Regions from separate parts of the Homo sapiens genome. Here all the other regions are linked to region 2. The links are chromatin contacts, found by Hi-C or POLR2A ChIA-PET in ENCODE. All regions are on one chromosome and are shown on one strand. The core of a region is the stretch at or near the end of the contact, and the rest is flanking DNA. Distances in the headings are between cores, read along the strand shown. Region 1 holds the start of MBD1 (methyl-CpG binding domain protein 1). Region 2 holds the start of ARK2N (arkadia (RNF111) N-terminal like PKA signaling regulator 2N). Region 3 holds the start of C18orf32 (chromosome 18 open reading frame 32). Region 4 holds the start of ELAC1 (elaC ribonuclease Z 1).

The links. Hi-C counts contacts between places; a loop is a spot of excess contacts on that map. ChIA-PET counts read pairs that join two places held with the same protein, here RNA polymerase II (POLR2A). Pooled maps may share reads with other maps.
Region 1: a loop to region 2 is called in a map of CD8-positive, alpha-beta T cell, with 6 times the contacts of the local background. The contact joins the promoter of MBD1 here to the promoter of ARK2N in region 2. A Hi-C loop is called at or near these places in 4 of 168 maps with a recorded cell type or tissue (CD8-positive, alpha-beta T cell, naive thymus-derived CD4-positive, alpha-beta T cell and sciatic nerve) and 9 of 50 pooled maps.
Region 3: a loop to region 2 is called in a pooled map, with 10 times the contacts of the local background. The contact joins the promoter of C18orf32 here to the promoter of ARK2N in region 2. A Hi-C loop is called at or near these places in 1 of 168 maps with a recorded cell type or tissue (naive thymus-derived CD4-positive, alpha-beta T cell) and 8 of 50 pooled maps. POLR2A ChIA-PET finds 5 or more read pairs at or near these places in 1 of 52 experiments (activated naive CD4-positive, alpha-beta T cell).
Region 4: a map of naive thymus-derived CD4-positive, alpha-beta T cell shows a loop between it and region 2 (12-fold over the local background). The contact joins the promoter of ELAC1 here to the promoter of ARK2N in region 2. A Hi-C loop is called at or near these places in 1 of 168 maps with a recorded cell type or tissue (naive thymus-derived CD4-positive, alpha-beta T cell) and 8 of 50 pooled maps. POLR2A ChIA-PET finds 5 or more read pairs at or near these places in 1 of 52 experiments (A549).

Annotation. Positions count from the first base shown.
Region 1 is chr18:50,279,943-50,282,783 of GRCh38, forward strand. MBD1 (methyl-CpG binding domain protein 1) reads right to left here and starts at 1,581. Exons shown (of 17, transcript NM_015846.4): 1 at 1,421-1,581; 2 at 1-75. The coding sequence starts at 50. It overlaps CXXC1 (CXXC finger protein 1), which reads right to left. Exons shown (of 15, transcript NM_014593.4): 15 at 2,405-2,797. The coding sequence ends at 2,651. RefSeq lists silencers at 1,314-1,393, 1,404-1,513 and enhancers at 1,659-2,239, 2,240-2,820.
Region 2 is chr18:46,172,313-46,175,300 of GRCh38, forward strand. ARK2N (arkadia (RNF111) N-terminal like PKA signaling regulator 2N) reads left to right here and starts at 1,722. Exons shown (of 5, transcript NM_145055.5): 1 at 1,722-2,018. RefSeq lists enhancers at 1,296-1,345, 1,666-1,925, 1,956-2,005, 2,606-2,735.
Region 3 is chr18:49,485,898-49,488,707 of GRCh38, forward strand. C18orf32 (chromosome 18 open reading frame 32) reads right to left here and starts at 1,337. Exons shown (of 3, transcript NM_001035005.4): 1 at 1,146-1,337. The region is part of intron 5 of RPL17-C18orf32 (RPL17-C18orf32 readthrough); the gene reads right to left. It overlaps RPL17 (ribosomal protein L17), which reads right to left. Exons shown (of 7, transcript NM_001035006.5): 7 at 2,584-2,669. The coding sequence ends at 2,622. MIR1539 (microRNA 1539) reads left to right here and starts at 1,476; the gene lies at 1,476-1,525. RefSeq lists a silencer at 1,066-1,195 and an enhancer at 1,236-1,395.
Region 4 is chr18:50,966,582-50,969,403 of GRCh38, forward strand. It overlaps ELAC1 (elaC ribonuclease Z 1), which reads left to right and starts at 1,459. Exons shown (of 4, transcript NM_018696.3): 1 at 1,459-1,533. RefSeq lists an enhancer at 1,087-1,146 and a silencer at 1,297-1,786.

The DNA of each region.
Region 1 (2,841 bases), core at 331-2,830, 4.1 Mb after region 2:
CGCTTCCAGCCAGGGCCCAGGGCCGGGCAGTCCAGCCAGTCCTCAGCCATGGAGGCCACAGGAAGCAGCAGTAGCCTGAAAGGGGGTGGAAGGGATGAGGGAAACTGAGGCTCTAGGAAGGGACAACACTGTGCCCCAGGCCACACAAATCACTGGTATCCATTAGTGCTTGCCCAAGCCCTAGGACCTGCCACAGGCAACCAGCCCATATATGGAAAAGAAACCCCTCATATTCTCACCCCATTCTTTCCTATTCTGGGCCTAGGATATCATCATTCCTCAACCCAAGGATCCCTGTTTCTTATTCTCAGTGTCCTAATCCCCTACTCCTCTCTATCCTCAGACTGACAACCCATCATTTCTCCTCACTGCCAATCCAGAAACTTTTCATCCTTCCCCCTCATTCCTCCCTGTCACTGACCTAAGGGCCTCTATCCCTCTATTTTATCACCCCAAGACCCCCATAGTCCCCATCCTCAGCCCCAAAGGGCCCCATTTCTCTTGCCCTCACTACTTGACTTCAGTAGTCTCTCATTCCCCCCTTCCTTGACCCAGGAGTTCCTAATTTCCCTCCTTCAGTGTTTTAACCACTCCATTCCTTCTCTGCCTGATGTCCTCTTATCCTGCTACCTCAGTGTTACAACCTCGACTTCCTCTGCGAGACACAACTGCTCCAACCCATAGCCTGAACAGCCCCTCATCTTTTCCATTCCTCACACTGGAAGCCTCCCATGCCTCCCCTTCCTCAGCCCAAGACCTCCCCCCTTATTTTTCTTCTCCTTCAATGTTCTCACCCACAATTTCTCCCTAGTCTGAGCTCCCAAACCTTCCTCTACAGCCAAAAAGTTCCCCACTTCTCCTCCTTACTGTTCTCATCCTCCATTCCTCCCTTATCATCCAGAGAGACCCTAATTTCTCCCCTCAGCATTCCGAACCCTCCTCCATTCTCTCTGTTCTTGTCCCGGGATCATGCCATCCCTAACTGTCACCATTCTGATCCCCTACTGCTCCTCGTCCTCTATATGGGGCCTCCTATTCCTCCCTTTCAGCATTCCAAAGCCTCTATTTCTCCTGTCATCAGCCTGAGGGCCCCTCATTTCTCCCTCTCAGAGTTCTGAACCCCCATTTCTCTCTCAACTTCAGATGCCCCGATGTCTCCCTTTAGCGTTCTGATCTCCACCATTCCTCTCCGTCCTCGTCCCAGGATCCCGACACTCCTACCTGTCAGAGTTCAGAGCTGCATTCCTTCCCGTCCTCAGCCTAAATCCCCCCATTTCTCCTCGTCAGTATTCCGACGCCGCCATTCCTCCCCCTTATCGGCCTGAGGGCCCTTCATTCCTCCCCGTCAGCGTTCTGAGCCACAATTCCTTCCCATCCTCCGCCTGAGCGCTCTCCACGTCCAGCCCCAAGGCTGTCTCACCAGTTTGGCACCAGGCCGGTATCTTCCGCCACTCTAGGCCCGTGGACCCATGGCGAGGGTCCCTCCTGCACCTCCCGCCTCGCCCTCCTCCCCTTCCTCCTCCTCCGCGGCCGCCTCCTCTGAAGCGGTAGCTGTCGCCTCCGCGGCTGTTCGTTGCTCCCGGAACCGGAAGTCCGCTGCCTGCCTCTCGGGCTCCGCCTCTGGCTAAGCACCTGCGCACTATTGCCTCGATGTCGCGTGCCCTTAATAGGGAGGCTCCCGCGCCTACGGGCCGGCGCTCCGCAGCGGTGCGCGCGCCCCCCTGCCGAGAGCCAGTTGCATCTGCGTGCTGACGTTCAACGACAGCTAACCCCTTCGAGGGACTGGCAGTTGCGGCTCTCCTCGCTGCCCATCTAGCTGGCGCATGCGCTTTCCAGCCTCAACCTGAAGGGAAGCGGTCGGGGAGGGCTTGCGCCTGCGCCCTCCCTTCCCTCCCGCGGTCTCCACAGCCGATACCGAACGCGGCAAGGAAGCTGCTTCGCGCCTGCGCACTCCCTGGCCCTGCCGGCGCTCTCCTCTCCCACCTCTCGCTGGGGTCTATCCTGTGTTCGTGGGTCCCTCCGAACATCAACCCCAGGGGGGGTCGTGTCCCGCTCCCTCCTCCCCGCCGAACAGCTGTGGGAGCGCGCGGGGCGGGGAAAGGGGCGGTGCCACACCGCAGGTAAACTGAGGCACGCGGGAGGGCGCGCCCCTGCAGGAGGCGGATCCCCAACGTGGGGCTTGTGGGGAAAAGGCGGGGCCTGGCGTCCACAGCGGACGACAGCTCTGGGTGGGAGACAGGAGCATGCATGGGCGGTGTCACCACACTGAAGGCGCGCTGCGTAGACCCTCTGCCCGTGGGAGGCTGGGAATGTGGGTCCCTGGGCTCTCGCGGGGTGCAGGCGCCCCCCATCTTATCCAGAAGTCTGGAACAGTTGCAACCGCAGCAATGTGGAGACAGCTTCCTTGGTTTCTTCAAAATTTTATTAACAAAACCCAGGGAGAGGAGGCAAGGATGAGTGGACTCCGCAGCCCCACCAGGCACTGAACATGTCGACGGGGACAGTCCCTCTGATAAAGGCAGATGGGCGGTCAACCGGTGGATGGGCACAGGGAGAACCGGAGAAACAGATGAGTGGAGGAACGGACACACGGGCACCGGGCGGCTCCCCCATCTGGAATGCAGGGTGTAAGGGGTCCGGGCCAGGAGGCTCAGCGGTCGGCACTGGAGCGCAGGTCGGTAGTGAGGGGATCGTGCTGGATCGTCTGGTGCAGCATCAGGGCCAGCAATCCCGCGCGGTTTGTCATGGCTGTGCGCACATTGCGCTCCTGCTCAAACAGCTCGTCCAGCTTGTACCACTGCCAAGGGAGCGGCAGGAGTCCTAAGCAGGAACACCTGCAGC
Region 2 (2,988 bases), core at 472-2,971:
GAGCAAGACTCTGTCTCAAGAAAAAAACCAAAAAACCAAAACCAACCAACCAAACAAAAAACAAAGAAACAACAACCACAAAGCAAAAAACAAAAAACAAAAAACAGGAGAAGGACCCAAGATGGTATCTCAGTAGTCAGGGTCCTACTTCAGTATTTCTGCAGCATTGATTAGATCAGACTGTCAAGGAATCTTTTAAAAACTCAATGTATTAGTCCACATTCATTCATTTCCAGACTGAAAGTTGTGATCTTAGTGTGATTTTTCCTTTTCTTTTCTTTTTTTCCTGAAATAGGCTGGGCTCTTGTCACTACCCCATAACCTCTCAAATCCCTTGAGGACTCAGGTAGCAGAAAGTAAATAAATGAATGAACGAGTGAAATAACATACACGGATAAACTACTTAGCTAGCACACACTACGTTCTCTGTGATTCTCAGTGAGGCAGTTGGTGGCTGTGGTTAAGAAAGTAAGCTCTGCCTGTGTTGGAATCCAACACTGCCACTTACTTGGATGTGTCATCTTGGGCAGGTCACTCTGTCCCTCAGTTTCCACCTTTGCAATTTGGGACTAGTAACGCCATCCAACTCATAGGGTTGTTATGAGTTGTAATGAGGATTCAGTGGATTTAACCCATTTAAATGCAAGGTGCCTGGTATAATAAAATTATTTTCTTTTCTTAATTTATTCTTGTAGTTGGGGATGAAAAACTCGCACTCCTGTAGGCAGTCAGAAAAAATGAGTGAAGTGGGGGAACTAAGGGGCCTGGTCTGAAGGGGGAGACTGATATTTAGGGGAGTGCGGACCCAGTGGTGTGAGATTTTCAGAATCTCCTCTTGACGGGTCTCATCCGAGGTTCCAGCACAGCTCTGTAAAGGTAAAGACCGTTTACATTTTCCTCCTCAAAGCTTTATTATTATTATTTTTCTTCTCAAAACACTGCTTTGCTTTGGGGGAGCGCGGGTCCTTGGCCAGATCTTGAGTCTTGAGATATGTCTTCAGCATCTCCTGCTCCTCCTTGGGAAACGCTCCACCCGCCAGTGGGCCTGCGCCCTCCTCCCCTTCTTCGGGGTTCGGGTCCACCTCGTTTCCCCCACCCTCCCCAGGGCTGACTGCAAATCGGAGGGCGACTGCAGAGGCGGAATTCGGGGCAGAGCGGGGTCTCCCCAGCGGGCCACGTCCCACCAGCAGGTGGCGGTCGATCTGCAAGGCCTGCAAGGTGCCCGGACAGAAACTTGAGCAGATATTGGTGCCGCTGCCCGAGAAGAGCTCAGCCGAGTCTCCCCGAGCCCAGCTATCGGCATCCGCGAAAAAGCGGGGAGAGAAGGGCACGGGCTCTCCGCTGGAGCGACTCTGGGATTCAGACACCGCAAGCTGCTTTCGGAAGGGCTTCAGGAGGGGGTGAGTACTGAGCAGCGCACAGAAAAGGGAGCGCTGTCCTTTGCTGAAGGCATTGTCCTTGGCTTGCATTGAGTGGCTTTCCCACCCCCCGGGAAAGACATTTCGGGAAGGTGACGGTCTCAACAGAAGGAGGGAGCGCGGGAAAGAAGCCCGGGGAGCCGGCGCCTTCACGCCCCGCGGTCTGCAGCGGGAGGAGCGCGGGTTCCATCGCGCCAGATGGCGCTGTCTGGCTTTTCTCGGGCCTCGGGCGCCAGTCTCCAGAGGTCTCCGGCGCAGCTGCCTCTCTAGCCGGCCGACGCGGGCTCTGTGTTTCCGGGCGGAAGTGAGGCGCCCAGCGGAACGGCCTCTGGTGACATTTTCTTGGGGGCGGCGCGGACGACTGAAGGGACTTGGTGGTAGAGGCTGCGGAGGCGGCGAGGTTCACTTTGGTCCCGGCAGGGGCTCTGACCGCGACCCACTGCTCGCTGCCGGGGCTTGTTCCGAGGAGGAGAAGGCGGCGGTGGCCGTCGCGTCCTGAGTCACCGCAGCGGGGAAGAGTCCCGGCCGGGGGTTCGGTGCGTGCCCCGACGGGGCGCGCGCGAAGCGAGCGAGAAGGCACGGAGTCGCCGCGGAGCGCAGGTGAGGCGGGAAGGGGCGCAGGGCCGCGGCCTGGCTACTGGTCGAGTTGGGGGGCCCGGGTTGCGTCCCAGGGAGGGGTCGGGGCGAATCGGAGGGCTGCGGGCCGCGGTGAGGGCTCTGCGGCGTCCGGACGCTGGGGTCCTAGCGGGCCTGGCTGGTGGGCGCCGGGAACTCGCAGCCTGGATTGCCGGCTGACGCTGGGGCATCGCACCTCTCCGACCTCCTTGCTCGTCCGCCGTTGGTGACCCTAGCGTCCTCCCGGCCCGGCGGAGTTGGCTCCGGCACTCCAAGCCCCCAGACGCTGGGGCCGGGTTGAGGCGAGTCCTTTTCCGGGGGTGCTGAGGGGAGGCTGGAGGTGCCGCAGTCCCCGGGCTGCGGGGGGAAGCGACTTCACGGCCCTGGAGTTGTCTTCACGCAACTTTCCGGCTCCTAGGCCCGCGGGGGAAGCAGTGGCGGCAACTCCGCCAGCTCCGAGAGTAGGGGGTCTGGCGCCGACACCTGCCCCTGCAGCGGAGAGCTCCGGCGCCGCGGCCGCAGTGGCCTTGGTGGAGGGAGAAAAGGCTTTCTTATAGGCTTGGCGCCGCCTGCCTCTCGGCGCTTCCACTACCTTCGGTCGGCAGGCGCCTCCAGTCAATGCGAGAGATGTGTCAGTCTCCAAAATAGACCGCTTCTGGGGAGTTTGTCAACTTTATTTCAAAACCGGCGAGGATGTACACTGACGAACCCGTGTTAAAGACTATCGCCTTTACGCAAGCCATTCATTCTCACTTTAAAATTGTCCACCCCCCCGCCCCGACCCCCGTCCCCGGCAGCCCCCATCACAAAATTGATGCTCACAGGTTGAAGTAGAGAACATCGGTACGAGCCCTACCAGATCCTTGAGCAGTTTCTGTTTGGATGGGTTTTTCGTTTTTTGCCTGACCTTTTGCTTTCTGAATCCTCTTACCCAGTAGAATTAAAATCCTACTGA
Region 3 (2,810 bases), core at 87-2,586, 3.3 Mb after region 2:
TGGAACCTGGCCTAATTTTTTTTTTTAAATAATTAGCAAGGTGTGATGGCACGCGCCTGTAGTCCCAGGTATTTGGGGAGCTGAGGAAGGAGAGAACCGCTTGCGCCCAGGAAAGCCGAAACTGCCGTGAGCTATGATGGCCCACTGGACTCCAGCCTGGGCCACAGAGGCAGACCCTGTCTCAAGATTAAAAAAAAAAAAAAATCCAAAAGTTGTAACCTGTCCAAAGTTCTCACAGAGGTAACTGGTAACTAGAGCTTCTAAGACCATTATTTCCAGTTCTGGTTTTCCTCAATGCTCTTGCCTTTTCCTCTTCCAAAAACACAATGGTCATGTTTTTACCAAACTTTTACCAAACTTTCCAAACCAACGAAACCCCTTCAAAACAACTGACAATGCTACCAGTACTAGTTTAGTGACTGACAGGCCCTCCATCATAAAGATTCATTTTTACTTCTGCAATTGTGTTTTAAGTAAGTTCGCACACAGTACGATGTACATAAACTCTCGAGGACAAATACTACTAATCACTTACGCCACAATTACGGCTTTTAAGAGACTTTTTAGCTCTCTTCGGAATGAAGCCTATTTGTATCTTATCTTTTAATCTTCATAATAATACTTCGGTAAGATATTTTACTTCACACATATGGAAACTGGGTCAGAAAAGTCTAGAAGGTGGCTACGAGATATTATTATTTTAATTATTCGCTCCAAGCCAACAAAGCGAGCAAAACGGATTAAAGCTGTTGCAGAGGAATCTTCTTTCACTCAACTTAAGTCCAGACAACAGAGTAGACAGTTAAAGTCTGAGGCTCCATCCGAAATAGGGAAGGCATAACAGGGAAAGTCACCTTCCTCCAAGTCATCCAGTTGAGCATGTCATCTTAGTGGAGACAGAGGGAGCGGGGACAGGTTGAGTCAATGACAATGATTGAAAAGAGACGAGAACAGAGGCCTAACGGTGAAGGTCATAGAAAGGATGTGAAACCGATACTTGGCCACGGAAAAGAACAAAATCAATATAAAGTATCGGAGAGGCAAATGCAAGCTCCGAGGGCGCCGGTGGTGGACAAAGAATACAGACAGAGGGGAGGGGAGGGCGGGGCGGAGGGCGGAGGAGCGCGCTCGCGGAAGGAAGGTACCCTGAGAGCGAAGGCAGGCACCGCGGAGGCCGGCGGGCCGCGACCGCCGAGGAGGGAGGAGGCAGGAGGCCGCGCACCGCCTAGGACTCTGCGAGCGCGGCCCGGGCTGGGCCTGCGGAGCAGCTACAAAGCCCAACCCAGGCCGCTAGCCCGGGCACACTCACCCGCGACCGCGGAAACGCAGCTGACAATGTCCGCACTTCCGGAGGGAGGGACGATCCGCAGCCGAGCCAATGGGCGCCTTCAACGGGGACGACAAAGGCGCGCTTGCGTCAACCCGGGGTCGCACAGCACGCAGCAGTGTTGCCCAAGGGGCGCGGCGAGGCTTCCGGCTCTGCGGCCTGCAGGTAGCGCGAAAGTCCTGCGCGTCCCAGATGCCCAACTAAAAGCTTCGCTGCGGGAAGAAAGCCTGACCTGACTACACCCAGACCCAGAACGCAGGATCTCGGTAAAGGATGATGCCTGTGCAAACGGCGCGGCACCCACACGGAAGGTGGCAGCTAGGCCGTTGAGGCAACTGTGGATAAGCTATTAGTTTTGCTGGTTTCTTAAATTCAAGGGCAGAGCAAACTAACATTAAGGCCAACTTTACAAACGTCAGTTGCTTAAAAGAAGCAGTTACATCACTTTATAAACGAAAAGTACTGACGCTCGCTAGGATGTCAGTACGTGTTGGCGAAGTTGTGTGAAAACTGGGACCCTCATAAACCGTTGGTGGAAATGTAGCGTGCAGCCTTTTTGGAAATATTTGGAAGTTCCTCAGATGTTTACTCAGGTAACCTTATGATCTAGCAATTCCACTCTAGTATATACTCAATAAATGAAAACACAAAAATCTGCACACAAACGTTCACAGTACCATCGTTCCTAATAGCAAAAACAAAACCCCTTTATCAATTGACGAAATGATACAGGTTGAGCATCAACCTAAAAAGCTTCAAAACCTGAGCCTGAGTGCTGTTATCATACTCAAAGGCAATGCTCAATGGAGCCATTTCCAACTGGGGATGATCAACTGGTATATTCACATACTGGATTGTTCTGCAAAGAAAACCACTGCAAATTCCTTTTGGGATAATGAAACTTTTTTTGAGACAGGGTCTTGTTCTGTCTTGCCCACGCTGGGGTGCAGTAGTGCTCACTGCAGCCTCCCACCTCAGCCCCCCAATTAGCTGGGACTACATGCAAGTGACACCACACTTACTTTTTTTTAACAGACAGGGTTCTGACATGTTGCCCTGGCTGGGCTTAAGCAGTCAGCCTCCACCTCCCAAAGTGCTGGGACTACAGAAATGAGCCACTGTGCCCAGCCATGAAAATGGTTTTTAATGGTGCAGGGTAAACAATCTTGTGTTTCTAGTTCTAATCCTAAAAAATCCTCATTTGATCCATCTTGTAAGGACACTTGAAATATGTTCACTAATAAAGACAACCAACATTCTTTTCCTTTTAATTACATTTATTTTAATGCTGAATTTACTCCCGTGCCATAAGTTTTTGTTTCTTCAGTTTCTTCTGGGATATCTGGGGAAAGAAAAATGTGTTAAGTTTCTTAGAGAAAACCACAGTACATCTTGGAGGACTTCAGCTTATTCTGGAGGCAGGAAACCTAGTCGTTAAGGACTAAGGGGGAAAAATACTTAAATGGTAGAAATCAACAGAACT
Region 4 (2,822 bases), core at 209-2,708, 4.8 Mb after region 2:
CACAGTGAAACCCCATCTTTACAAAAAAAAAAAAAAAAAAATAGCTGGGTGTGGTGGCTTGCCTGTAGTGCCAGCTACTTGGGAGGTTGTAGTCCTGTAGTCCCAGCTACTGATACTTGGGAGGCCGAGGTGGGAGGATTGGTTGAGTCCAGGAGGAAGAGGTTGCAGTGAGCTGAGATCGCGCCACTGCGCTCCAACCTGGGTGATAGAGTGAGACCCTGTCACAAACAAACAAACAAACAAAAACCCAAAACCAGGGACCATGACAAATTTTTAAAATCTCTCAGCCCCAAAAATAATACTATCCACAAAGTCAGAGCTCCATTAATACTGGAATAAAGGTTAAAAGAGCCCAATAAGTAGAAGTAGATGAGTTAATGATTTTTAAACAAGTGGCAGTCTCTCTGTCCTGGTAGTTTCAAGAAACACCACTCCGATTCCTATTTTGAAGCTGCTGGATTTTTTTTTTTTTTTTTTTTTTTTTTTTTAACAGAGTCTCGCTCTGTCGCCCAGGCTGGAATGCAGTGGTGCGATCTTGGCTCACCGCAACCTGCACCTCCTGGGTTCAAGCGATTCTCATGCCTCAGCCTCCCGAGTAGCTGGGACTACAGGCGTGTGCCACCATGACCGGCTAATTTTTTTTTTTTTTTGTATTTTTAGTAGAGACGAGGTTTGCCATGTTGGCCAGGTTGGTCTCGAACTCCTGAGCTCAGGCAATCCGCTCGTCTTGGCCTCCCAAAGTGATGGGATTACAGGTGTGAGCCACGGCGCCCGGCCAGCTGCTGGATATTTTGACCACCTCAAGTACGCTGAGCACGAAATCAGTGCATCTGGCAGTACACAGGAGCTTGAAATACTTTTTTTAAAAGTTGTTATTCAAACTGAAGGAGTTTTTCCCTGTGGTCTGTAATCGCCACGTGCCCGTTCTGTATACAGCCAGCCTGGGTTTTTCAATCCCACGTCCGCTACCTAAGAGAACACCAAGGCTTGGAGTGAGTATGGCACAATCAGCTTCAGATGTTAAGCAAATATTCCAACCTAGAGTAGGAAAATGGAATATGGACGGGGCTTTATGAAGGTGCATGGTCAGGCAAAGGATCTTAGTGGATGAAAGACAGTAAAGATTCATCCCAACCAAAGACCAAAAATGACACATATGTATGAGCAAAACATCAGGAAGAACACTCTTATGTGGAAAATATTACACGGAAAACAAAAGAAGAGTAACTTTTTCCCTTTTGGTTTATCCCGCTCTGGTCCTCAGGGCGATAGCTACCACCTGACACACAGCGACCTGGGAAAGAGGGAAACTCAATCACTGCCCTCGCGGCCCGGGGGGAGCCCGGAAGCGCGCCCAGAGCCAGGTCCCGCGCGGGCGCCACCGAGCGCGGACCTCCCTCGCATCCTAGAGCGGCCGCGCGGGACCCGGCCGGCGGCGCACTTCCGCCCGGGCGCATTGTAGCCCCGCGGACAGCTGGGCCAGGGTGCGGGCCTGCGCCTCCCTCGGCTCCTGGCGCGGGCCTCGGGGAGAGGGTGAGTGCGGTAGGGCATACCAGAGGGGGGCGGGCGCGCTTCCTCGGGACTCGCCGGCTCGATCAGGCACGGCCCGGCGCTGGGGACCTAAGCCTGGGGAGCGCCCGGGAGCGAGGACGCGCCTCGTTCACCGCCCCGGGCCGGAGTCTCGGCGGGCCGGAGCCTCGGCCGCCCGGCGCCGCCGCCCACCCAGCCTTTTTCGAGGCCAACACGGTCTCGTGGGGGAGCCTGGGCTCTCTGGAGGCCGGAAATCTGGCCTCTGGCCCTGCCTGTGCCTTGGCCTCTTACTCTCTGCCGCCCGGCCTCGGTTCTTTCAGCTCTAAGATGGAGGACAGCGATATCTGCCCTAGGCACACCACAGGGTGATTGCAGGGTTGACACTGCCTGCCTGAAAACGAAGGAGCGCCGGTTCTCAACCCGGCAACCAGTAGAATCGCTTGGGAAGCCTCCAAATGCTGATGCCCCATCATCACCGGGGAATTGTGATCTGCGGCCAGGACCGAGATCCACGGGCCCAGAGTGAAATGACAGTACTGTGATCACGACTGGAATATGCACTTCGCCGAACGTGGATCACAGTCTTGAGAAAGCAAGCAGCTGGGTTTTTGTTTTGTTTTTTTTCCAAGAAGACAGGGACCTAATCTGGTTTGCTCGCATTTAATTCCTAGTGCCTAGAATGGTGCATGTCCCAAAACATGCACCATTGATTAAATAATTTCTGATTACTTCCCGACCTATTTGGAGGGTTTTCATTATATTTGTTTTAAAATTATTATGGAAACCTTCAAGTCATATATGAAAATTGAATAGTAACTGAACTCCCAATTCATGATCAATTCTGTTTCATCTGTTACCCTCTCCCCCACTGTAGTATTTTGAAGCAAATCTGAAATGTACCATTCCATCTGTTACCTTGTTCATGTTTATAAAACACAATAACACCTTTTTAAAACATAAAGCCATTATCAGTGTACTTAGCACTTCATTTTACCCTCTACTATCCAGTCAGCATTTACATTTTCCTAGTTGTCTCTTTCCTCTTACCCAGTTTGTCCAAATCAGTATCCAAACAATCTACACACGTTATATTTGGTTGATGTCTCTTAGATCTCTCTTAATCTTTTTCTCTTGCTCTTTATTTTGTTCCCTGTATTTTACTTGAACAAGTCATTTGTACGGTTCACGTTTTCTACAACCAGGATTTTGCTTTTTCCATCTCTGGTATCCTTTAATAAGCAGGTATTTAGACCTGCAGACTTGTTCAGGTCAGGTTCGATTTTTTGGCAAGA